3 separate regions of the Homo sapiens genome follow, and regions 1 and 3 are each linked to region 2. The links are chromatin loops, found by intact Hi-C in ENCODE. Cell type or tissue: ascending aorta. All regions are shown on one strand.

Region 1 (8,000 bases), 390 kb after region 2:
TTTAGTAGACAGGGTTTCTCCCTGTTGGTCAGGCTGGTCTCGAACTCCTGACTTCAGGTGATCCGCCTGCCTCGGCCTCCCAAAGTGCTGGGATTACAGGTGTGTGCCACTGCACCTGGCCTAAGGAAGTAGTAGAATTCTTATAAGGAATGCAGAGGCACAGAAAAAGAATGTAACTAGTAGGGATTTCAGGTATGGAGGCAAGCTGGTGAATAAAATAGTTTTAGTTTGGAGGCTATTCTGAAAGTTCTCCAGGCAAGCCACAGAGGTATCTACTCCATTTGTGAAAGGTATCAACTTTGGACATTCAAATGACATCAAAACAAGGCATTTTGTTTCTCTCTGGACACCACTCCCTTAAGAATTGGAAACCAAGCAATATTTATAATTTTTTTCACTAGCTTCTTTTCATTTAGAAAAATAACACTGGTTTCTTTCTCCTTGGAAAATAACTAATGCTAAGACCACCTAAAATATAAGCTGCCATTTCAATTTTTAGAGTAGGAATGGAATTTCCTTTGCGATCTCTTCCTTGCTGTACATAAAACCAAGAAAAAAGCAGAAGGGAAAGAGATCTTCTTTTGGAATCTGTAATGGAACCCCCACATTTGTATGAATCTTTTTGTACATATAGGAATCTGTTGGGAGAAATTCTCCAAAGACCAAGAATATAGTCCTATGGCATTTGAAAGCTGAAATTTATAGGCAGGCTAATAATCAGTGGAAAGGTTTTCTGCTTAACAAAACTTTTCTGTTTAGTCAGAGGATAGTTGATTTTTAAGACTTTAAAAGAAATCAATTTGTTTCTTTACATATAGACCTTTATGTCAATAAATGACGTATGTATTTCACTAATACCCAATAAAAATGAGCAGTAGACTTTTCTTTAGTTGTAGGTGAAGTTTCTACAGGAACTAGTTCTAACTTTAGTGTGTGTCCTCCTAGTGAAAATTCACTTTAACTATATTTTTTCCCTGAATGCCCCTCCCTTTCTCAAGCATGGAAAGGCATGGCACAGAATTGCCGAAGGAAAGAATCTCTAGCAGTAGAATAAGAAACTTTTAAGATAATACAAAAGATATAAAATAAACTGTACCTTGCTTATAGGTAATAGTCTCTAACCTGTCACCTGAAATAGAGGTATGTGCAGAACCTTTGGTTAACCACTAGGCGATTTTTGGAAGTCAGTACACATATTCCATTCTTTGGGGTGAATAGGTCTCTACTGACTTTCTACGTATTTAGCTGGCACCTACCTTATGACTCCAAAGGTAATGCAATAAGAGATAGCAACTACAGCCAATAAGTATTTTGCCTAGAATTCTATAATTACAATCATGTGTCGCTTAGTGAGGGAGACATGTTCTGAGAAATGTGTCATTAGGCATTTTCAACATTATAGAGTGTACTTACACAAACCTAGATAGTGTAGCCTATGACACACCTAGGCTATATGGTGTAGCCTATTGTTCCTAGACTATAAACCTGTACAGCAGGTTACTGTACTGAATACAGTAAGCAATTGTAACACAATGGTAAGAATTTGTGTATCTAAACATATCTAAACATAAAAAGGTACAGTAAAAAATACCATATATTAATCTTATGGGACCACCGTTGTATATGTGGTCTATCATCCAGATATATTTTAAACATTTTCTCTCTATATAATTGTATTCATAAAGAATAAATAGTATTGTTCCATGTACTTTTAAAATTTGCATAAATAGTGTCATACTTCATATACGTTTTTTAGCTTGCTATTTCCCACTCAAAATTGTTTGAGATATATCTAGGTTGATTTATGTAAATGAAAGTAATTAACTCATGTATGTTGATGTATGATTTGTAGTAAGAATAAACCAATTTATTTACTCATTCCTTTCCTTCAGACAATGTTATTCTTTGAAAAACTGCCACAGTGAAAACCCCTGTGTGTTTTTCTGTCTAGCCATATGAGACAGTTTCTATAAAGCATATAATTACATATGGCCTTGATGGGTCATAGGGTATATATATGTTCAATTTTATTAGGTGGAGCAGAAACTGCTGGTTGCCAACCCTAAAACCCATTCTCACTTGATTTTTCAAATTGGACACATGGATATCTGGAAGAGACATTTCTTATCCTCCCTTGCTTCTAAGTGTGACTATTTAACTAAAGTCTGGCTAATGATATTTAAGTGGAAGTGTATGCGTGGCAGTTTTCAGAATATTTTCTTAAATGCAAGCTTGCATATATCCATTGTCCCTTCTTTCTCTTTGTTCTTTTCTTCTTTACTGGTATCGGCAATATAGATATGAGGACTGGAGGTCTAGGGGCCATCTTGGACTGTGAGAATAGAGATGCCAATGTGGGGATGTCAGACTAGAAGAAATTTGGGTACCTTCTTGGAGCTACCTTACCAGCAACAAACTTCATTTCTTGACACTTTATTGGAGAAATATGAACATATTTTATATGGAAGCACCTGTTTTGGATTTTCTGTCACAGACAGCCAGGTGTAATTCTAATTGATGCAGTAATACTACAAATTAGTTTTCAAATGGTTATACCTTTTAATACCCCAGCAAAAAATAAATGACTTTGTAATTATTGTATATTATTTTATAATTGTTAAAAGCATTTTAATAACCACATCTCACTTTTATACAGTGTGAGAAAGAACAACAAGAATATGAGATCCCCACTCTGCAGCTCAGAGGGGTGGAGCCCAGGGAGGTTCAATGAATTGACCAAGGTCCCAGTAATTTAGTGCAAGGTAATAAATAAAGGTTATCAAGGATATATATGGTGTCTCACAGACAAATGCCACATGCACCTGTGGGCTCTAAGCAAAGGGGTATTGTCTTGAGTGTGATCTAGTTACTCTGACAAATCTTACCTGTTCTATTCTCAATTAATTTGTATAACATTGTGATTAAAGTCTCTCTTTAGCTGTCCTTTTGCTAAGGAGGAGCATATTGAGTTGCATGCTAGAATTCCCATTTTGGGCATTGGCTCAGACTGGGGAGAGTCATGCCAGCACAAGAAGCTAATTGGTTTACAGAGAAGGGAGGGGGAAGTATACATTTATCAGAGGGCACTGGCCAATTGCCTGGTCTCTTGGCAATGCTTGCCAGCCAATTTCCAGACTGAAGTTGGCATTGGATCTGAAAAGTCACTGATATCCATGCACAGCTGGAGGGTACTGGGCTAAAGAAGCAGAATTTGAAAAGGAGGAGAAAGCTGAGACCTAATCTTAATTTTTTTTCATCTTTTTTTTTAATATTGGGTGACTTTGAGAAAATGGAATGGTATTAGAATATTCAGACTGCTGGGCAGGGTGGGAGAGGCTGTGCTGAGGGAGCTTCTAAAGATGGAAGGAAGTTTCCTGGGAAAAGTCCAGAAGTGGTTGTGCAGTGGCACTTGAAATGGACTGAATTGTGCTCCTGCCTGCTGTGCCTCCAGAAGGCTCTGTAAGATCATCTGAGTGTATACACGCATCAGAGGGCACTTTGGGGTTTAGCTGATGTCAAGGCTGAGGGATTCCATCTCCTGCGAATAAGTTGTTTACCACTACCACCTTCTTTTGTCACCCCTCATGTCAGTGCACAAAGGGCCCTTGAGTAGAGAAGCATGTTTGGTCTAGATACATGAAAAGAGGGGACTGTGAAGGAAGAAGAGAGACAGACAATTCAGTGTATTTTGGCATCCTATGAACTGAACCCCAAGTAAGGCAATTTTAAGAATATTCTCTTTAAAAACTTCTCTTCTACCAAATGTGTTTTCAGCTAATGTGGGAAATTAAACTGCTAAATTCTAAATCTATTCTCAACATCACTAAAAATTATAAATAGGGGAGAATAACCTATACAAACTAAGCTATCTGTGCTAGAGGATACAATGCAGTTCATATGTGCCCAACAAATGCCAGCAAATTTTCCAAACCAGAATTTAACTATCTGTGCTTGATGTGGGAGGGCAACATATATACTTAATAAAAATTTAAAATCCAGGCCTCAGGGCTCAACAAAATTCAGTTCCTGCCTACTGAATTTCTCATTGCAAATAATATACTGCATGAAAATAGAAAGCTCAAGGAACTGGAATTTCTACTGAAATTAGATAGAAGGCTCCTACTCCATTTAATCAACTGATATGAAATGCTTGGCTCTGGGTGACTCCATAAAGGCTCTGTTTTTATTTGATTCTGCTGCCTCCTACTGATGAGGAGCCCATGTGGAAAGACAGGGGACTGTGCCATGAGAAGCATGGTTCATGCCGTCATTATTCTCACCAGCTAGGGATTCTGGATACCTAATTTCTAGTTACTGTATTGCCTCTAACTAGTTCTGAAATTGTGGGTGACCTTTTCGCCTCAGTCCCTTCTGGTGCAAAATCAGAGAATGGAAGATGTTCTCTAATCAAGTCCAGCTTTAGTGGTCTGTGATTATCTCACAGTTCTCTCCACTGATTCAAGTTGCTCCTGACAAAAGGATAATATAACAGTGTGGTAAAGACTTTTAGCACTTAGACATGTCTGGTTCTCTGCTCCTTCCTGGATCCATTGCAGTTAGGTAGGGTCGTGTGACTCTCTCTGATCAATGGACAATAAGTGTAATGTCAGTCTGGGCCAAAGAGAAGAACAGTGAGATTTCCATGGTTTGTGTCCCCTGCCATAGCAACCTTGCAAGTTAAATGTTGAGACAGCAGAGTCTTAAGATGGAAATGATAGACTCCCTGACTGGAAAGCATGCTGCTGTGGCAAGCCATCAGATTTGCAAGGAACTTAGGAGGGTAAAAATGGGTGCAGCACACCAACATGGCACATGTATACATATGTAACAAACCTGCACATTGTGCACATGTACCCTAGAACTTAAAGTATAATGAAAAAAAATTTAAAAAAAAGAAAAACTAAGTTAAATGTTTAACTGCAACACTTCCCGGTCTATGTACAACAAATACATAGCATTGCTGCAAATACAGGTGGCTCACCCAGAAGAACCCATTTATTCCTCTGCAATGATTATTCACAGGCAAAGTCACACAATACATAACAAAGAGAGCAAGTGTTCCTGTGTGTACCATTAAAAGAAGACCCAAGGAAGAAACACAGGCTAGAGATGTTTAACAGAGTACACAGTAATCACTCAACAAATGCTTGTTTCATGAAATCATAATATAAAGTTTCCCCACTGGTGTGTTTGGATGGGAAAAGGGTATGTGGGGAGGGTGAACTTGTTGAAAGCATCTCTATATTCTGAGTACTGTAGCACATGGTAGTACTCAAGAAGTGTTTGTTAAATTCAGATGAACTGAGTGAACACTTACATGGTGACGCATATAGCTGACTTTGAAACTGACAATATAGAAATGGATGTTGGTCTCATTCCTGACTCATAGCTTACACTTAAAAGTAGAAAATATCTAAATCTATACACGTATATAATTGCCATCTACCATTTATTCATTCAGTAAATATTTATTGAGTACCTGCTTCGCCCAAAGTGTTATGTTAAACACTGGAAGACTGGATCAATCCTCATTGAGTTTACATGCTGGGGCATGAGGGCTGGGTAATGGCAGGAACAGAGGGGTGGTGGACACTACATAATTATTTAAATAAAATCGTGGTATGTATGATGAAGGAGAAGTACAGGATGATTTGAGAGTATGTGACTAGAGGACCCAATTTCAACTAGTGGTCAGGGAAGGGCTTTCAGTTTTAACACAACTCATTGTTCCCATTAAGATAATTGGGTAACTCAAAGACGTGGCTGGATTCTTTAGCCCACATGTGAAATCTCGCAACTGTGGCACTGCTTTCAACCATAGTGGTAGCCAATGTGAAGGGAAGGCTGATGTTTTTTCCAGCATTGCTTGAATTTTGATGCAGCAACATTAGTCAGGTACCCTAGATATTGCAGGACTTTGGCTTTGAAAAATAGAAAAGGGAAGGAAAGTAATTCTGTCCATTTTTTTTTTTATTTAATCTGTACCAAGTTTTGTAAGTGGTTTTAACACTCTGTAATGTGGAGTCCCTCCTTAGAGAGGAGAAACTATTATTTTGCAGATGCGAAAGCTGAGACATGGTGGGGTAAGCAACATACCCAGTCACAGTTAATGAATCCTCGGGCAAAAATATTGAAGCCAATCAATTTGGCTCCAGAATGACAGCATTTAACTCCTGCTTTACACTGCACTGCCTCTCCAAATGGTGGATGCTACCAGAGCAGAGCCACCTAAGTAGGGGATCAAGTTCCAAGGTTGATGTACAACCCGTTAACAGAATTACCTTGGAAGATTCTTAAGAAGGTCTCCAAATAAATATAATGTGGTATTTTTTTTTTCTGACAGCTTGGAACATGTTGCTAAAGAGCAGTTCTGTGGGCAGCCTTGGACTGATCCAATTTTTCCTCTTTTTTGCTTATAGTTCTCAGAATAACTCTAGAATGTTGTGAGAATGCAATGTCATGAGATAGGAAGAGACCGGCCAGATAGCCTGGACTCTGTTCTAGTCCCCTCTCCTCTAAGAAACAGAATGTCCTTTACAATACTTTAGCCCAGTGAATCACATGGACCCAGGGTATAAAACCCAGAGTGGGCTGCATTCTGTGGTCCTTCAGCTGCTGTGCAAGTGGGGCACCTGCAGACAAGAAATCTGTTCTGGATAGTGTTTTCCTGAGTCTTGGGTGACCGACTCACCCTGAATCCTAAGCTTCTGTTGTCTCTTGATGTCTATCTGTAAGTAATAAACTCACTTTGTGCTGTTTGTTGTATATATGTGTGATCTGTCCTGCTGGACTCAGACAAGTTAGTACCCAGTGCACAGGGAACCTGCTTCACAGAAGCTTATAGGGGAATACTGTTATGGTGAATTACAGGCCCTTTTAAAGGAAAGCAAAATATATCCATGAAGATTGTTTCTCTCTTTTTATATATTATCTAAATTATTTTATCTGCTATGGAAAATGATAAACCGATTAAGGTATTTGAAATTGTTAGGAATATGACATGGCCTAAAGAATATTTTTTTTCTCTTCTACACATTGACTTCTCAGTGACTGATATCATATGTCTGTCTGTCTATCTATCTGGCTAGCTATCTACCTCCCTACCTACCTATCTGTTTTGGTGTGTTTTAGGATACAGTTGTTGTTTAAGATGTCCTGCTGACTGTAGCAGCAGCTTTTATGCAGTCGCTTAGTTATCACCCTCTTACCTACTGGCTGTGCCTAAGTTCTAGGTTTTGAATGAGTTTGACTAACCTACCTCTACTGGCTTGTAATGGTCTACTTAATTTTTAATTTGTAATTTTGCGGGAAATGTCCGAATTATCTCACTGGGATTTATTTCACCAAATAGTGTCCTTTGATAGAGAAGGTATTCACATCACTGTTGTTAGTTTCCTCTAACTATGGAGACCAACCTGACATGGCCAAAGGTCTACACAATAGGAGATAAGAGGAAAATATCCTCATAGATAGTTAGACATATTGGGAGTTAAAGACATCCGGTATTATTACTTATTTTCTGACTGATGTTAAGTCTTTTGTTTAGTTAAAAATTTCCCTCCAAATCATTTCTCTAACTGTGGGAACCAACTTGACATGGCAAAAGGGTTGGACCACAAGAGATAAAAAGAAAAAATCTTCATAGATAAAGATATTGGGAGAGAAAGCAAACAGACAGAATATGTGAAAATATTTACTAAGATATGTACTAAAATGTTACTGTAATTCTGATTCACGTTCATTCTGGAAACAATGAAGGCAAAAAAATGTCAATAAAATACCAACTATTATTTGGAGGCAAAAAGTAACAATTCAAACGGTATTTGAAAGAAAAAATGATACTGCTGTGGCAAGAAAAACCAAGAGGAAGGATAATTTTTGATTTGGAAGTAGATGGCATCCTAGGTGGCAGCTCTCCTAAACCAGAGACAGAGCCAGTAAAAGAAATCCGCCCAGGATTCTAATGCTAGACAGATAAGTACACACTTGCAGCCGTATCT
Region 2 (8,000 bases):
GGCAGATGCCAAGTCATGAACAAGTAAGAAAAATATAGGGAATGTGGAATATTTTTAGAAAAGCAAAGAATTCATCAAAAATAATTATGACTAATACATAGCAGTAACTTCCTGCCCTAAAACTCAGTGTTAAGTCTTTAAGACAGACACTGTGCTTTAATCACCTACATCTGTTGCCTTAATCAGCTACATCTTTAGCACTTAGAAAAATGCCTGAAACACACTAAGGTTAAAAAAAAAAAAAAGCTAATGTATCTTAACATTCTACAACTTACACAGCATGTGTAAACATTATAAATAATAGTTATATATTATAGCATGTGACTTCTTTTCCTCTCTTTCATTCATCATTTTACTGACGCTCAAAGGAAAAAGCATATAGAACAAAATCATCTGAAAAAGTTCATAGGGGCTGGGTATGGCGGGTCATACCTATATCCCAGAACTTTGGGTGGCTGGGGTGGGAGGACTCCTTGAGGCCAGAGGTTCGTGACCAGCCTGGGTAACACAACAAGATGCCCATCTTTACAAAAATTAAGGCCGGGTGCGGTGGCTCACACCTGTAATCCCAGCACTTTGGGAGGCCGAGGTGGGTGGATCACAAGGTCAGGAGATCAAGACCATCATGGCTAACATGGTGAAACCCCGTCTCTACTAAAAATATAAAAAATTAGCCGGGCACGGTGGCGGGCGCCTGTAGTCCCAGCTACTCAGGAGGCTGAGGCGGGAGAATGGCGTGAACCCAGAAGGCAGAGCTTGCAGTGAGCCAAGATCGTGCCACTACACTCTGGCCTGGGCGTCAGAGCGAGACTCCGTCTCAGAAAAAAAAAAAAAAAAAAAAAAAAATTAGCCAGGTTGTGGTGGCACTCACCTGTAGTTCCAGCTACTCAAGAAGCTGAAGGCGGAAGATTGTTTGAGCTCAGAATTTTGAGGCTGCAGTGAATTATGCTTGTAGCACTGCACTCCAGCCTGGACAACAAAGTGAGACCTTGTTTTCTCATACAAACTTTTTAAATTCTTGGTGATACGTCCGTTTTGTGCCCACAAAACTTTCCTAGTTAAGAAGTTTTTAATAGGTGGTCACTCAAAAGACCCTTTAGAAAAATTAAGCCCTGGAAAATATTTAATTAATTCTTACCTCGTATCAAGCGAAAGCAAAGCCCAAAGCAGACATACTGAAATGCACAAACTTTGAGATCATATTCATCACTGCCAAAGCAGCTGATACATTAAGTACTAAAAAGAAACACAATTAAAGACAAAACAAGGAGTAGTAGAATTTCCACCACACAATACCCCTAAAGAGACAGAAGAGCACAGCTAAATTCTCTAAGAACCAGATCAACAGAGAAACCATGACAGATAACAATTATCTTATGAAGTTAGTTAAATATGAGCAATGCTCTATGGCCCCAATGAAAGAGAAAGTGTTTTTCTAGTGACAAGTAAGTATGTAATAGTTAATATTTATTGATGCTTCCTATATGATCTATTCTACATGGATTATCCCATTAAATGCTCATAATGACCCTATGTTGTACGTACTACTACTAGTCTTACTTTACAAATATGAAAGCCAAGGTATAGAGAAGTTAACTAAACTAAGATCATACCATGCAGTGGAACCTAGAACAAAGCGGAGTCAAACCCTAGAGTCCCCACTTATCCCTCAAAGGCAAAAAACCCACCAACATTTCTTGGTAAACACAATATTGGTTTTCTAAACTCTATTTAATTATGAACATATCATTGATCATCATTAAAGGATAAAAACATACAGTGTAACAGATTTTCAACCACTTTTTTGGTCTCCAGGCAATCATTTTTTTGGTCTCACTCACTCACATGCCACATAGTAACCCTAATCACAACTCAGTGATGGAGATGAAGAGGAAATAGCATGGAGCTGATTCTAATATACTCCTAGGAGGTGTCTGCCTCACTTTAAGAATTCCAGAGCATACATACCTACACCTTTATTTGTAAGCAGTACTACTACTGACTCCTCCCAAATTTTGCTTGTGGTTCCAAAAGATTTTTTTTAATGTATATTATTCAAGGATTTTGCCACACATTTCTTTCATGCAAGACTCACATGAAAAAATATACATACATCATCACATACTTCAATATCAACTCATAATAAAGAAAACAGAATTAATAAAATATAATAGCTTGCTATTTTTTTCAGGTTTAATCTGTTTCATTCAGCAGCAGTAATGATCTCATCTCATATTCTACCACCTTGGAAAAATTTAAAGAAGAATTTTTTTTGGAGGACTGCTAATAAAATTATCATTGACATTTTAATTAAAAAAAGAAATGTATGTAGAATAAACAGGATGCTTCCTGAACAGTCTGCAGTGGCTGCTCCCTTGCTTCTTTGTACAGTCTTGGTAAATTATGCAGGCTCTCAGTAGATAGAGCAGCTGTATTTCACTGTCTTCGGTAATGTAATCTACATTTATCACTATTTTAATTAAGTGGATTCTTAGTTTGGTACTCTCATTGCAAAGAAAAAATACCTTATTCAATTTTTTTCTTTGGTAGACAGCATCTTGTCAGTCTTGTAAGCCAGAATGTAATTTTAAACATATTTCTTACTGTAACTGGTCATTATTTTAAGAGGAACTACCATATTTGGTTATTGAGAATTTGTACCTTTTCATTTTATCAGCTTAAAACATTGGTTCCTTCTTTATAGTGATAAAAAGATACTTTCACAGTTCTCAGTTTTAACCCAAGTGATATACAAAAAACAATAGGTGGTTTATTATAATATTACATTCAAGATTACTCAAAAGCAATACAAAACATAAATAAGAACTTTACAAGAAAAACAACAATTTACTGAATATTGAGAACATTCAATTCCAAAGTTCATTGTGTAAGATTATTTTTTATCATCAGGTCATTTGAAGTGTCTGAATCTAAACCAATCATTGTGGTATATAACAGCTTTTAATTATACTGAAGACACATTCCGAATACTTCTTATTCATTTCCTATAATTATTTGTAATTAAAACAATGTTTTACTTTAAAAAAATTAAATTGATGAATTATGCCAGAAGTATGTTTGTTTTAATTGGTTCACAGAGAAACAATTACTTTACTATTAGATGGCTTCATAAAGTTGCACTTTTATGCATGAGGTGTTTGAAATCAGTAAGGGAAGGCCTGGTGTTCAAAGAATTCTGTATTCAGCACACATTAACTGAACATCTTTTATGTGCCAGGTACAGAATTAGGCACTATGAATTCAAACCAAAGTAAGACAAAGCCCTTACACAAAAGGAGTGTATGTACACACACGTACATAAACTGTAAGGACCAAGTGGCTTTTAAACTCTGTTGCTTTGAAAGAGAGGGACTCTAGGTCCCCATCTCCATTTCAACCAAAAAAGCTCCATTTTCATCTATTTTACACACCAGTCTTCTTCGTAGCTGGTGGAGAAAACAAAAGCTGTATAGCTAGAAAACACAAATAAGGGCTCTAGACTATTATTACTAAGAACCCAGATAATTGAAAAAGTATCCTAAGTATTTTCAGATACACTAAAGGGGAAAAATTTTAAACTCCTGTTTTGTTTTGTTTTTTTGAGTTTTATCATCAGTTTTCACACATTGCTAAATACTGGTTTGTGGGTAAATTTCTACTAAAATAAAGATTCCAAAGACAGCTTATTTTAAAAGTTTGGGAATGAGGTGTGTAGGGAGTTGAGACTGAATGCACATCTCATTATGTTAGTTCACATTACCAAGAAATGCTATCCCAACTTTCAGATTCACATAAATCCAGAAATTGCCAGATAGGACTTTTAAAATCCAAAGTGCATTAAATGTGTTCTAGATTCTATATTAAAAACTTCCTCAGATAAAAGCCATTTACTTTCCCACTGTGGTTTTGGAAATAAAGTTACCATTTGAGCATCTCTAATGACCTGGCCAACTTAAATATATTATCTCTAATACCTCACAAAAACATCAAAGGATAAGGTGTTTTTACTCCCATTTTATAGAAGAGAAAGCAGCTGCAGGGGTTAAGACGTGTTCAATATTACATAGTGAATACATGAAGAAACCAGGACTTGGGCCCGTGATCTTTTTATTAAAACACTTTCAGAAGCAAAATAAACTTAATCCATAACATTTTTCTCTTCTAATCATATCTAAATATGATTCCTGCTTTTATTATCCATAACTTCACATCTAGTTGCATTTTACAATGAAAAACTTAGCTATCAATATATACAATCAAAAAGGTAACCAAAAAGAGAAAAAGGAAATCTAAAATTTAAATCAATGCTAATGAATGACAAACACTTTAGTCATTGTGTAACTCCCTTGGTTTGAATTTAAATAATGTCATGTATAACGACTGGGTTTCACAATTCAGGAATAAATAGAAGTCAAATTTTAGGCAGCCCACTCAGATTCTAATTAAATAGAAAAAACAAGTACAAAGGAACTAAATTATTTTTAAAAAATACTCCTATCAGAGTTCAACTTCAAAAAGATATTTCATGAACAGACAGTACAGCCTGTAAGATTCCATCTTTCTCAAATTACTCTGATGAACGTCTGATAAAACTTGAGATTTACCAAGGGATAAAAAGAAGAAGCAGCCAATAATTCTAAATGAAAACTCAGAATGGTCTTTTGTTCTCTTTGTTTAAAGTAAAGCCACTAGTGAAAAACAAGAATGTCTACTTAGGAAAAAGGGGTCTCTTGTTTGAACAAAAATTAAATTTAAATGTCCTGTTTCTTACCTGAACATTTGAAATCATCTACATCTGTCTAATGTTCACTAAAAGACTATAGAGGGCACTGTTGCATCAGCTTTGAAGCTTTACAATAGAGGCTGAGAAAAAGAAAACTGTCTATAACATGTAATTTCTCTAAAGGGTCAAATGCATGGAAATCTACTAAGCCTGATATAAAGGGGAAAGAACTAAAATGTATGTTTTTCTAAAACAGGCTGGACTTCAATGGGGGAAAAAACTTAACAAAAACAACTGTCAAATAGAGAAGACTGCACTGCACACATTTTGCATTTCCCTTTGTAGTGCTTTCATGAGAAAGGTAAGTAATCATAGCACCTCCTTATCCATTGGAAACAGCACCCCACTGCAGAATCCTCTTTACAATCAATAGGCAACTGAATGTGGCACCTCATGCAATTCTTCCATAATTCTATCAACAGAAAGAATGCAGTCTGTTTGCATACTTTTGTCTAAAAGACCAATTCCATTTGTCCCTTCTTGGATAAAATGACAGCTACAGATCAATCACTCTCACGTGAAAGTAAACATGCTACAAAAAAAAACAAAAAAAAAACAAAAGAAGAAGAATCAAAACTGAAATCCTCGCCTATTTTAAGCATAATTTTATTACACATAAAAACTCAAAGTAAAATAGAAAAAGCAAGTTTTTCCTCATAGACATGCATTTTGTGCTATTATACAACAGTATCAGGATGTAAAATAAATAAGTTACATCAAACAATAGTCATGAATCTTACCTTTACATATGGACAGCACTTAATTAAGTTCCATATATTTTCTATTCTCTCACATAATTCCTGTTACAATTCTTTGAAATTAAATCCAATTAAGTACAGTGTCAAAGGTACTTTCAGTACATATATACAATAAGACTAGCATACACAGCATAAAGCTTCTTATAATACTACCATTTAATTTTTTTCCACTAAAAATAATGCAAAAGTAAAAGGGAGTTAAATTATCTCATTTTGGTAATTTGAAAATAATATCCTGAATTGCTGAACCTCTGTAGAAACATGGACATTAGCTGTGAGAATTATAATATGATCAAACCAAGTAGAATATGTACAATGAAAAAAAAATCCTCCATTAATGTATATCTAATCATACCACCATATCACATATTGGATAAATCCACATTAATACAGGTACCATAATAAAACTAAGGCCTCTAATAAAGGAACCCAAATTCCCTGGAAAAACAGTATACAACTCATTTTGTCACTCTCAAAATTCCAGAGAGATTAGCACCTTCTCTGAAATCAAAGTGCAGAACTGTGAAAGTGTTACAAATTCTCCAGTAATATGTCAACCTACTCATAAATCAAAAGGAGGGGAAGGGGCTTTAGATGGTATGTAGATTTCATTTTATTACAAAAGCTCCAGTTTAACAAGTTATTTTCAGCCAATAAAAGTCAAAAAGTAAAGCAATGCTAAAGTGGCTAGTACTGACTCTGAGGCTTTACTTTTTAACTGAAATGCTACTTGAGTATTGCTCCCTTAAATTATTAATTTATGGGTTTTGCTTAGTTTCCTCCTAAGGCAAGGCAGTTCTAGTCACAGGTACATTGAATGCATGTAAATAAACAGAAAGCTTTTATAATGGTCCTGTAATTCACTAAACATAATAAACAACCTTTTTTAATGAATGTTGAATGTACAATCCTATGAACCAACTTTATATAAATAGACTATATCATCTAAAGAATCTGTAAGATCCTCTAGGAAGTAAATGAACAAATTCAGAAAAATTAAACATAGGCTGATTGCTTTTCATTGATCTAACAAAATTAATGCTTACAACAGAATCAAAGTGCTGATAGGACTATGAAGAGTTGTGTTCAATTTTGAAGAAATCTAAGAGAAAGTGTCATGAACTGTGAGAAAATGTATTTGCAATATTGCTTTTCATCTACCACAGGATGACTACAAAAAAAATCAGGCAATGTATTTTTAATATGCAGGATATTTAACTAGATATTTTAGTTTACTATTGAAGAAGAGCAGCATATTAAAATCAATTTTAGTCAACTTTAATTTATGCAAAGCTTGATTGTGAGCAATAGCTGCTAAAAGGATGCAACATTGTTGATTCATATACAAGCATTTTACTTAACTACATTGGATAATAGCAGTGCTCCTAAAGGAGTATAAAAAGCAAAGTGATTAGCAGTCATTAATGTTAATTAGTGTTCACATTACATTCCTTGGGATGAATCTCCTTTAAGTTGAATACATGGAAAGTTCATTTTTGAAGGTTTGCCAAATCTTGCCTAGGTAAGTACTAAACTAAGCCGTCAACTACCAGCAAGCAGAATGAAAAACAGGGACAGATCAGCATCCAATTAGTATGTCTAAGTTTTTAAACAGGAAAAGGGTTGAGGGGAATCAGTAAAACTGGAAACTCATACTTCACATTTTGCAATCTCACTGATAAAAGGAGGAAATGTGTGTTTATCAAACTTGCTGTGAGTGCACAGTTCATTTGGAGTCCTGTAAACAATCGCCTGGCTGCCCACTTTCAAATGCATGTGAAAATCTTGGAGATTCAGAGCATCATATTCAGCAAGCAAGGTCATTCTAGTGATGCCCTGGAAATGGGAAATTAGGAAAACGTGGCAATCAGAGGTTTAGGATTGACCAGAAAAAGCCCTGAGGCTGGATTACCATCTTTCACCACCAGTCAGGCTGTCTCTGCTTATTCAGTATTAATACAACAGGACTGCAAGTGAATGAAAATAACTCAATGCACCTAACTGGGACACTGGCTTTCTTGTTTAGAAAACAACAGACATTTGTCACAGCAAAAAAATTAAGTAAAATAAAATAAAATAATAAAATCTCTCACATACAAGCTTTCAAGAACCAACCCTGAAAGAAAAACAGGCTCCTCATGAACCTTCAAAAAGGACCTGGGGAATGGCTGACATCCTGTTGATTTGATAATCAATAGGAAAGATTTCCTTTCCCCCAATACCATTCAGTGCATTTTTAAGTAGATGCCAAATCTTCAACAAGGAAGCTTCAAAAGCAATATATCCTCATTAGAGAAAAACACCGAAAAATTAAATGTGCAAAAATTATACTCTTAATTCTGCCCACAGACTTAAAATATATCCTACAGATAATTTTTCTATGCATGTACTTACACAAATGCATTGTAGAAAAATGTTATTATACCATACAGAGCATTCCCTAATCTGTTTCCTTCTCT
Region 3 (8,000 bases), 1.1 Mb after region 2:
TGGTTGGACATTCATGCCTGTGGCACACCTTATCTTCCTGTGATTCTGTAGCTGATGACGTGGTTCTATAGGGCTCTTGTAAGTGGCTTCTCTTGTGGTTGAGATCTGGGAGGTGAAGAGTCATTTGAATGTGTCTTCTACATTACACATGAAGTTAGACTGGCACTTTTTAAAAAAAATTTGTTTCTGTCTACAGCTCTCTCAAGCTGATATCATCCTTTGCTTAAGGTATATTACACTGCTATTTGTTTTTGCTGATAATATTGGTAGGGAAAGCTAATAAAATTTGAAATTAACTTACACTTCGAGCCCCATTTAGCTAAGATGGTAAATGGACTGGGAATATGAGGCAGACTGTTCCTTGTATAACGTTAAAAAGCCCATAGACTCTTCCAGCCTGTATGTAACAGCCTGTATGTAACAAATAGCTGTTTCCTAATGGATGAAGTTAAAATTATCTAGATTCTCATTTTCTGAGGACAACTAAAATATATAAAGATAAAAATACATTTAACCTCAAGTTTATAACATGTTCAGTTTTTTATTTGCATGTTGGTGGGTGCACTTGGAACTCTCTACATGCAGATAGATCATAAAACATTGCTTGGGAGGGACCTGCATACCTCTCTTATTATTCAGATTCAGTGACTTATAAAGCAAGCCGGTGTTGGATCGAGATTGCAGTTAGAGATAATTTGGTCAAATCTGTTAATGTTGCAGATGCAGAGGGAGGAGTCCTACCCAGTGATTTGACCAAAGTTCCATATCTGGATGCAAAACTCTCCATTCATGCTTTTAAATTAGAGAACAGACTCCCATCCCTCTAGGGGCCAGGCAAGTATCAACAACAAGTGAATGAATGAAGCTGACCTGGTTGGTTTTGCAGCTAGGTGAAAGTACAGTTGTGTGTACCAACAAGGCAGTGGCCACTTTATGCCAGCCATCCAGTGCCATGCAGGAATGTGGGCCTGGTGCTGCCAGGCCTTCTACTCTTTAGAAAGCAGCTCTAGATCTGATTTTTTTTTTTAAGAAAAAATAAAATATCCTGAGTTTTAAATGTTGTCAATTTGTTTGAATTTTTAAAGCACTGTGTGGGCCAACATTTTCCTGGCCAAACAGAACAAGTCTGTGGGCTGAATTTGGCCTACAGCCAGTGGATGCTGGTGCTCTTTCCAGCTTGTGAGAGCTGATGGTGAGCATCTTTTCCAGACTCTACAAACCGCGACCTCACATTGGTAGCTTAAAATTCATCCACAGTAGGAGTATTTACACCACAGAAATTGGCAAATGGTACAACCTGGGCTTGCCCCTTCTCCAGCCCTACCACCCCTCACTACCAAAGGCAGTTGTTAAGCCTCACACACCACTGCATTCTATCGCCAGTCTGAGACTTTTGTACCTTATGGCTCCAAGGGATGTCTTTCATAGATGTTTTTACACCCCCTTTGTTCTGATTTTTGTAGCCTTTTTTCTGAAAGAGACTCACACTACTACCATGTGTAACTCGTTCATTCTTATAAGATTTTTGTCATTGTTGGGTTGTTGGGCTTTCTCCTTATGTTTCCCTTACTATAGTTAGCATGGGAGCTGGAATTATAGTCTTGGGCCTTAGGAGGAGTACCTAGTATATTGTAAGTATTATGGTACATTCATAATGGACATTTGATTGAACTTGCCTAAAGAATGCTGCTTGATTTTTTTTTTTAAAGCCATATATACATGTCTCATTTAGAAAAGTGAATCCTTTTTAAAATTGATTAATTAGCTAAGTTTAGGGACATTACAGTGATTCTTTCCTTTCTGTTGGAATTTAGAAATGCTCTAGTGGTACACCCGAGGGTTTATCATGTCAGAAATTATTTCTAGAAAAACTCAAGCTCAGATGTTACATTTTCATTTGGTAGTTATTCCAGTATAAAAACAGAGGGAAGATACCTAATTGGTAAGTTTCTTCAGTTTTTGGTGCCTTAGAGTCCTTATTTATAAAATGGAATTGTTATGAACTTGAAATAAGATAATACATATAAAATGATTAGCACGGTTCCTGATACTACACTGGTTGCTACTGCGGTTATATTATTGGAACCATTACTTAATCATGGTTGCTTGTTGCAGTGGTATTTATGGTTATGATAGTTAGACTCAGCATATTAGAACTGAAAATATTTTGCCTAAAACCACCCCTTTCCAAGTATTTTCTTGTCTACTTTTCTCAAATGCAACCACTCATATCTGGAAGCTGTTTTACTGTTTTGTCTCAACTTAGTAAGAAGGGGGTTATGCATTTATGAAAGATACTTGAGTGAGTACCAGGTTTAGAGTCAGGGTTTCTCTATCAGGTAGTAGCTTGACTCCAGTAAATATGTAAGTTCAGGTGTAAGTCTTCCAGGGCAAGGAGATTTTATAGGATACCCTAGATCATCACGTCAGTGTGAACATTGATTTAGTGTTCAATATAGGTATTAATCAAATTTGAAGAATGAAAGTTTTTATTTTGTTGTTATTATTATTGTTATTTTTTGAAATGGAGTCTCGCTCTCACTGAGGCTGGAGTGCAGTGGCGTGATCTCGGCTCACTGCAGACTCCACCTCCTGGGTTCACAGCATTCTCCTGCCTCAGCCTCCTGAGTAGCTGTGACTACAGGCGCCCGCCACCACGACCGGCTAATTTTTTTGTATTTTTGGTAGAGACAGGGTTTCACTGTGTTAGCCAGGATGGTCTCGATCTCCTGACCTTGTGATCTGCCTGCCTCGGCCTCCCAAAGTGCTGGGATTACAGGCTTGAGCCACCGCGCCTGGCTGAATGAGAGTTTTTAAAATGATCTGAAACCATTCATCATACTAACATACTGATTGTGAAAAGACCTTGTGGTAAACACAAAGAAGTTGCATAAACTCTTAAAAAGAATGGATTGATTATTCCTTAAGACTTTGGTTTTACTAATTACGATGTATTCTAGAATGGTGCCTTCAAAGTTTTCTTTTAATTTATCTTATTTTTGCAGTTCTGCTAATCACATAATTGTAATAGTAATGAATTGGGCAAGACAGTAATTTTTCTCCTTTAGTTTTCATTGTATCATAGAGCCTATCTTCCTCTAGGTTCTAGATCAAAGAGAGGGTTTCAGGTTTAGACCTACTTCAGTTAAACTGCTTAGGCCAGATTTGAATAAAAGTATTAAAACAGGTGAGATGTTTTTGCATTAAAAAAAATACCATTCAAAAATTTGAGTGACACTTTGAAAAAAAGTTGCCTATTCCCAAAGACTATGGAAGCAAAAGCATAATTATGCTATAGATTATATTTTAGGGACAATTATTTGCCATATAACTCTTCTGAAGCATGGAAACAAGACTTGGTTAGTTGTATTTCCTCTGTTAGAGGTGTGTAAGGAGTCTAGATTTGGTTCATAGTCATGAAAAATATTTTATTCATGTGATAGCTTTTTGGACGATTGTATTCTGCACTGTATTACAATGGCACAATAAATTGCTGAATATACTGTCTGCTGAATATGACTTTACCATGAAAAATTTGATGCATGGAGAAGGAAAGGTTGGAATATATCAACCTTTTCTGACAAGGGACTTTGAATTTTGACCTAATACAGATGACCTTTGTGCGCAATAAAAATGAGCTTAATCTTGAGGTTAAGGTTGAGGTGAATGGCAGGACAGTGTGGTGGAGCTTACACTGACTGGAGGTGTATTGGTGCCTATGTGGCTATTGGCTAAATGGGAGTCCGGCACTTAAAATTTTTTTTTTTTAGCATTTCAAGAAGCTTATTTATAGCAAGTTGTTTGGCTCTTTAATACCACCCCATTTCCTCAAAGCTCAGCTTTCTGTTTAGTTGTGGTAAGTTCATCTGTTTTTATGAAGTTTACTGTTTCTGAGTAAAAGGTATGACTGTGCTTTTATTTATTTTCTGTTCCATAGATAAGCTATAGAGAAAAAAATGTTCTTATGGCTTATGGAAAAGACAACTGACATATGTAACCTTGGAACTGAAAATAAATGTTCTTTTAAGAAGATTTTTTTCTTTGACAAGTTGAACTTTTGTCATCTAACTTTGGAACTGTCAGGAGAATTTTTAAGCAGTTTGTGCCTTTATCTAGATTATAATTAAGAGAATGTGTGGGAATTATTGTCTTGAAAGGCTTAGATGATTTACAGAATGGCTATTGCCTTGGAAGTTCCTTTGAAGTGCATTGGCTAATACACTTACATTATAATATAATATAATATAATATAATATAATATAATATAATATAATATAAAATAATATGATGATATAATGTATTTTTAAGGTTTTGCCCACTGTACCTAGAAGGAAAATTGTTTTAAAACATGAATTTCTCTATCAAATATTTTATTTTCAAATACCTCCACTGATTTGTCATAAAAGAAATTACACCTTAGTGAACATCAGGAAAAAACCTGCTCATGTTATAGTACCTGAACACCTATTGAATAGTCTGCCCTAATAATTGGTTGAAACAACAAATAGTTGAGGAGAGTGCCAGAGAGTCTAATGGAAAGAACTTCTACTCTTTTAATCGAGCCTGCAAAATATATTCCCTGGGACTGATCAGCTCTGAAGCACTGAGGTTTGATGATTGGAATGGCAGGAAACCATGCTTTCAGGACATAACGAATTGACGAGGCCATCCATCATTTGTTAGCATACGCTGAAAACGTGGGCTATGTGTGCAGAGGCCTGTGATTTAGTAAATACTTGGGAGATGAATAGAGCTTACACACAAGGGAAGATATTGCTGTCCTTCAGCAGCCTGAGACCCAGGCGCCTGCTGAGAAGGCCATCTGACGGCATATCATCAGTAACTGGCCTGTCACAGTCAGCGGTGCCCACCGACCATTGCCAGTATATTAAATGCATTTTTAATATCTGCTTCAGTAGATTTAATGAAGAAAATTTAGTTTCCATACTCCGAGCACTGCTTCCTCAAGTATTCTAAAGAATGAACTCCTTGCCTACACAAAAAAGAGGGAAGACCATGCTGGCAGCTAGGAGAGTTGATTGAAAAGGAAACTCAAACAAAATAATTGCTAACAAAAAATATATTTAGTAGAGTCAGTATCTTGTTGATGTGAAAAAAAAAAGCTCATTTTTTTTTTTTAAAGAAGTTTTGGATTAAATTTTTAGCCCCTAATTCCCTTTTCTCACAAGCCCTCTCCCTAGGAGGATTCGACCTGCTGGCAAAGGAATATAAACCTACTGCTCTGAAAGGAAATATTAGAGGGGGAATATTATGGTTTGGCATAATTTGCCAAATTTATGGATAGAAAGACTCCATTTTAAATTACTTTGTGTTTTGGTATACTACTGTTGATTCTTAGGATTTTTGCATGAAGATATAAAGTGGAGTTTTTCTTAGTTACTTCCAAATTTTTGAATATTGAACTTTACTTGTAAACTTATTAATTAAGGTAGTAATTTTTGCCTGGTATGCAGAACAGTTCAAAATGAATGTAAAAAAAATTAGTTGCCAACTTGATATAAAGTGCTCTTATGTATTTCTTATGCTGTAATGTTTCTTTAAAAATTATAATTTTTAAATGTTCTATTTTCAAATTCAGGCAAAGTGTGTAGATTCATTCTTTTAAATGAGTTTCAATGCTGACATTATTTACTACAAAACAGCAAGACAACCAATTAGATGTAGTTGCAAACATGCACTATAAACCCCTCTTTAAAAAAAACAAAAAACAAAAAACAACAACAACAAAAAAAACCCAGAATATGCTCTCATGTTCACAGAAGAAGAAGCTACAGAATGGGACCTATAAATCTGATTCCTGCATGTGTCAAAACAGTAATGTATTAAATGCATATTATTATAAAAATTTAAGACATGTCTTAAACACACTTACATTTTTATAACACGTGGCAATATTAAATAATACCTTTCCTTGTTAGCATCTGTTTGCCGTCATTGTTGGCAAGACCTATGATTTATTGCTTAAATTAATGACCAAGACCATTTTGGACCTGATATATGCCCCTAAGCTTATTACATCACTAAATAAAATAAAATGTATGTGCCTATGACAGAGTTATTTTTATAATTGTTTATCCCTTTAAGTGCCCTATTCGGTGATTCACTGAAAGGTTCATAATGGTTGGCTTGTAACCAGAAAATAATCTCAGAAAGGTAAAATACATTGCTTGTTTGGAAATAAAATGCCAGAGTGATGGTGATGATAGGGGTCCCAGCAAGAATTTGCAATGCTCAAACTCTTTCTTTTCTCAATGCTCTCAGTGACCTCTTACTGAATTTTTTGATACACAACCTCTCTACCACCATCCCAACTCTTAAAGCTATCTGTTAATGCTGGCACTCACTTTCATATAAACCCTGCATTATGGCTAAAGTGGTTTTTTGCTCAGACATAAAGCTGTAAGGGTTAAATTATTCTGTACTTAGGATTTTCCAGGTACCATTATCACCATGCATTAAACTGAGCAAGATTATTTTCCTATTTTTCGTTCTTTTCTTTTGGGAGATTGGAACTTTACTATTTTTTATATTGAACTGTATTTGACTTCATCGTCTTTATCTTTCCTTTCTGACGGTGCAGTATGATAGAACCTTCAGTATTTTTACAATAACCTGTTATTCATCTAAAGTCACTCTGCTGCCTGACTTGCAATACAATATTATATGGCTTTGTGGTTTCTTTGCTCCACATGAAGTATCTCATTGACTGTCAGTTCTCCTGTCATCTGATGGTAAGGTCAAGTTTTTGAGAAGCTGATGCCTTGCTTCTGGATTGTAGTATCTACACCTTGAAACATATGGAGCTTCTTTGGGAACCTGAGAGTGTTTTTTGTGAGAAGATTATTATTTTGTAGATATTTGGGAACAATTCTCATTTATTTTATCACTCATAAATGGACGTAAAACTTATTATGATTATTCTTTTGAGACCGGGTCTCACTCTGTTGCCCAGGCTGGAATGCAGTGGTGCAATGTCAGCTCACTGCAGCCTCGACCTCCTGGGCTCAGGTGATCCTTACACCTCACGCTCCCAAGTAGTTGGGACTACAGGCGTGTGCCACCACAACTGGCTAATTTTTTGTATTTTTAGTAGAGACGGGGTTTTGCTATGTTGCCCAGTCTGCTCTTGAACTCCTGTACTCAAACCATCCACCCACCTCCGCCTCCCAAAGTGCCTGGATTACAGGTGTGAGCCACCACACCTGACCTGACTTAGTTATTATTAGTTATTAGTTATTGTCTTCATTTCACTTTTACTACATTTTAAACAAAATAGTCCATTGGAAACAAAAGGTTTTTTGCTTAGTATTCTTTCCTAAGGCAGTTGATACAATAAAGTTTTTAATCGTTCTCCCAGACATGATCAGGCCAACATGCATTCATGTTTTTTTTTGAAAAGCCCTATTGACCTTGCCTTTTGAGGCTCTCAGCTCCTCTCCCATTGCTGATCTTTTTACCATCCTTTTCATTTCATTTTCCTTGTCCTGGAGACCTGCCCCCAGATAAAACATTTTAGGAGAAAAGTGATGAAAAAGAATCTGAAGTGTGAAGAATCTCAAGTGCCACGTCTAATCTATTTCCCTCCCTTCCTCCCTTTCTATTTTCCTCTCTCCTTCCTTCTGTCCGTCCCTCCCTTTTCCACCCTCTCCTTTTCTGCCCTTCCTTTCCTCATCTGTCCATCCCCCATCTTTTTTTTTGGTCTCTTGAATATTAGCTTTAGTGAGTTTTTTTGTTTGTTTGTTTGTTTTTTTGTTTGTTTTGCTTTGGCCATGGTAGTTACTTTTACCTGTTCATTTGGAATGTATACATTTCTTTCTTTTGCTTTCTATTTGAATTAATTGTGAGATCCTTTGGATGGGAGCTGTGTGCTTTGCTGTAATTTGATCTTCCAGCTGTACGCTGTATTGCCTAGCATTGTAGTGTTCTTTTATGCATTCAGTGAATTCTTGCTAACTTTCTGATGTGGGCCTGTGCTTATT

Evidence for each region. A loop is a pair of places that touch in the nucleus more often than their neighbours do. Peaks named below come from ENCODE experiments on the same cell type or tissue, not always from the same donor. Only the 100,000 strongest peaks of a DNase experiment are listed, where the experiment ranks them.
Region 1: a loop joins it to region 2, with 2.8 times the contacts of the local background. A loop is called at or near these places in 32 of 110 quality-filtered maps.
Region 3: a loop joins it to region 2, with 2.4 times the contacts of the local background. A loop is called at or near these places in 4 of 110 quality-filtered maps.

The regions. Positions count from the first base shown.
Region 1 is chr15:35,908,191-35,916,190 of GRCh38, forward strand. No RefSeq gene overlaps it. Among named protein-coding and RNA genes, the nearest start is that of MIR4510, 15 kb to the right of the region's middle. In ascending aorta, a CTCF peak has its summit at 4,217 (motif pointing left); no DNase peak of the experiment used is centred here.
Region 2 is chr15:35,514,902-35,522,901 of GRCh38, forward strand. The region is part of intron 3 of DPH6 (diphthamine biosynthesis 6); the gene reads right to left. Among named protein-coding and RNA genes, the nearest start is that of DPH6, 27 kb to the right of the region's middle. In ascending aorta, a CTCF peak has its summit at 4,825; no DNase peak of the experiment used is centred here; H3K27ac peaks cover 2,371 bases.
Region 3 is chr15:36,591,063-36,599,062 of GRCh38, forward strand. The region is part of intron 1 of CDIN1 (CDAN1 interacting nuclease 1); the gene reads left to right. Among named protein-coding and RNA genes, the nearest start is that of CDIN1, 15 kb to the left of the region's middle. In ascending aorta, no CTCF peak of the experiment used is centred here; no DNase peak of the experiment used is centred here; H3K27ac peaks cover 748 bases.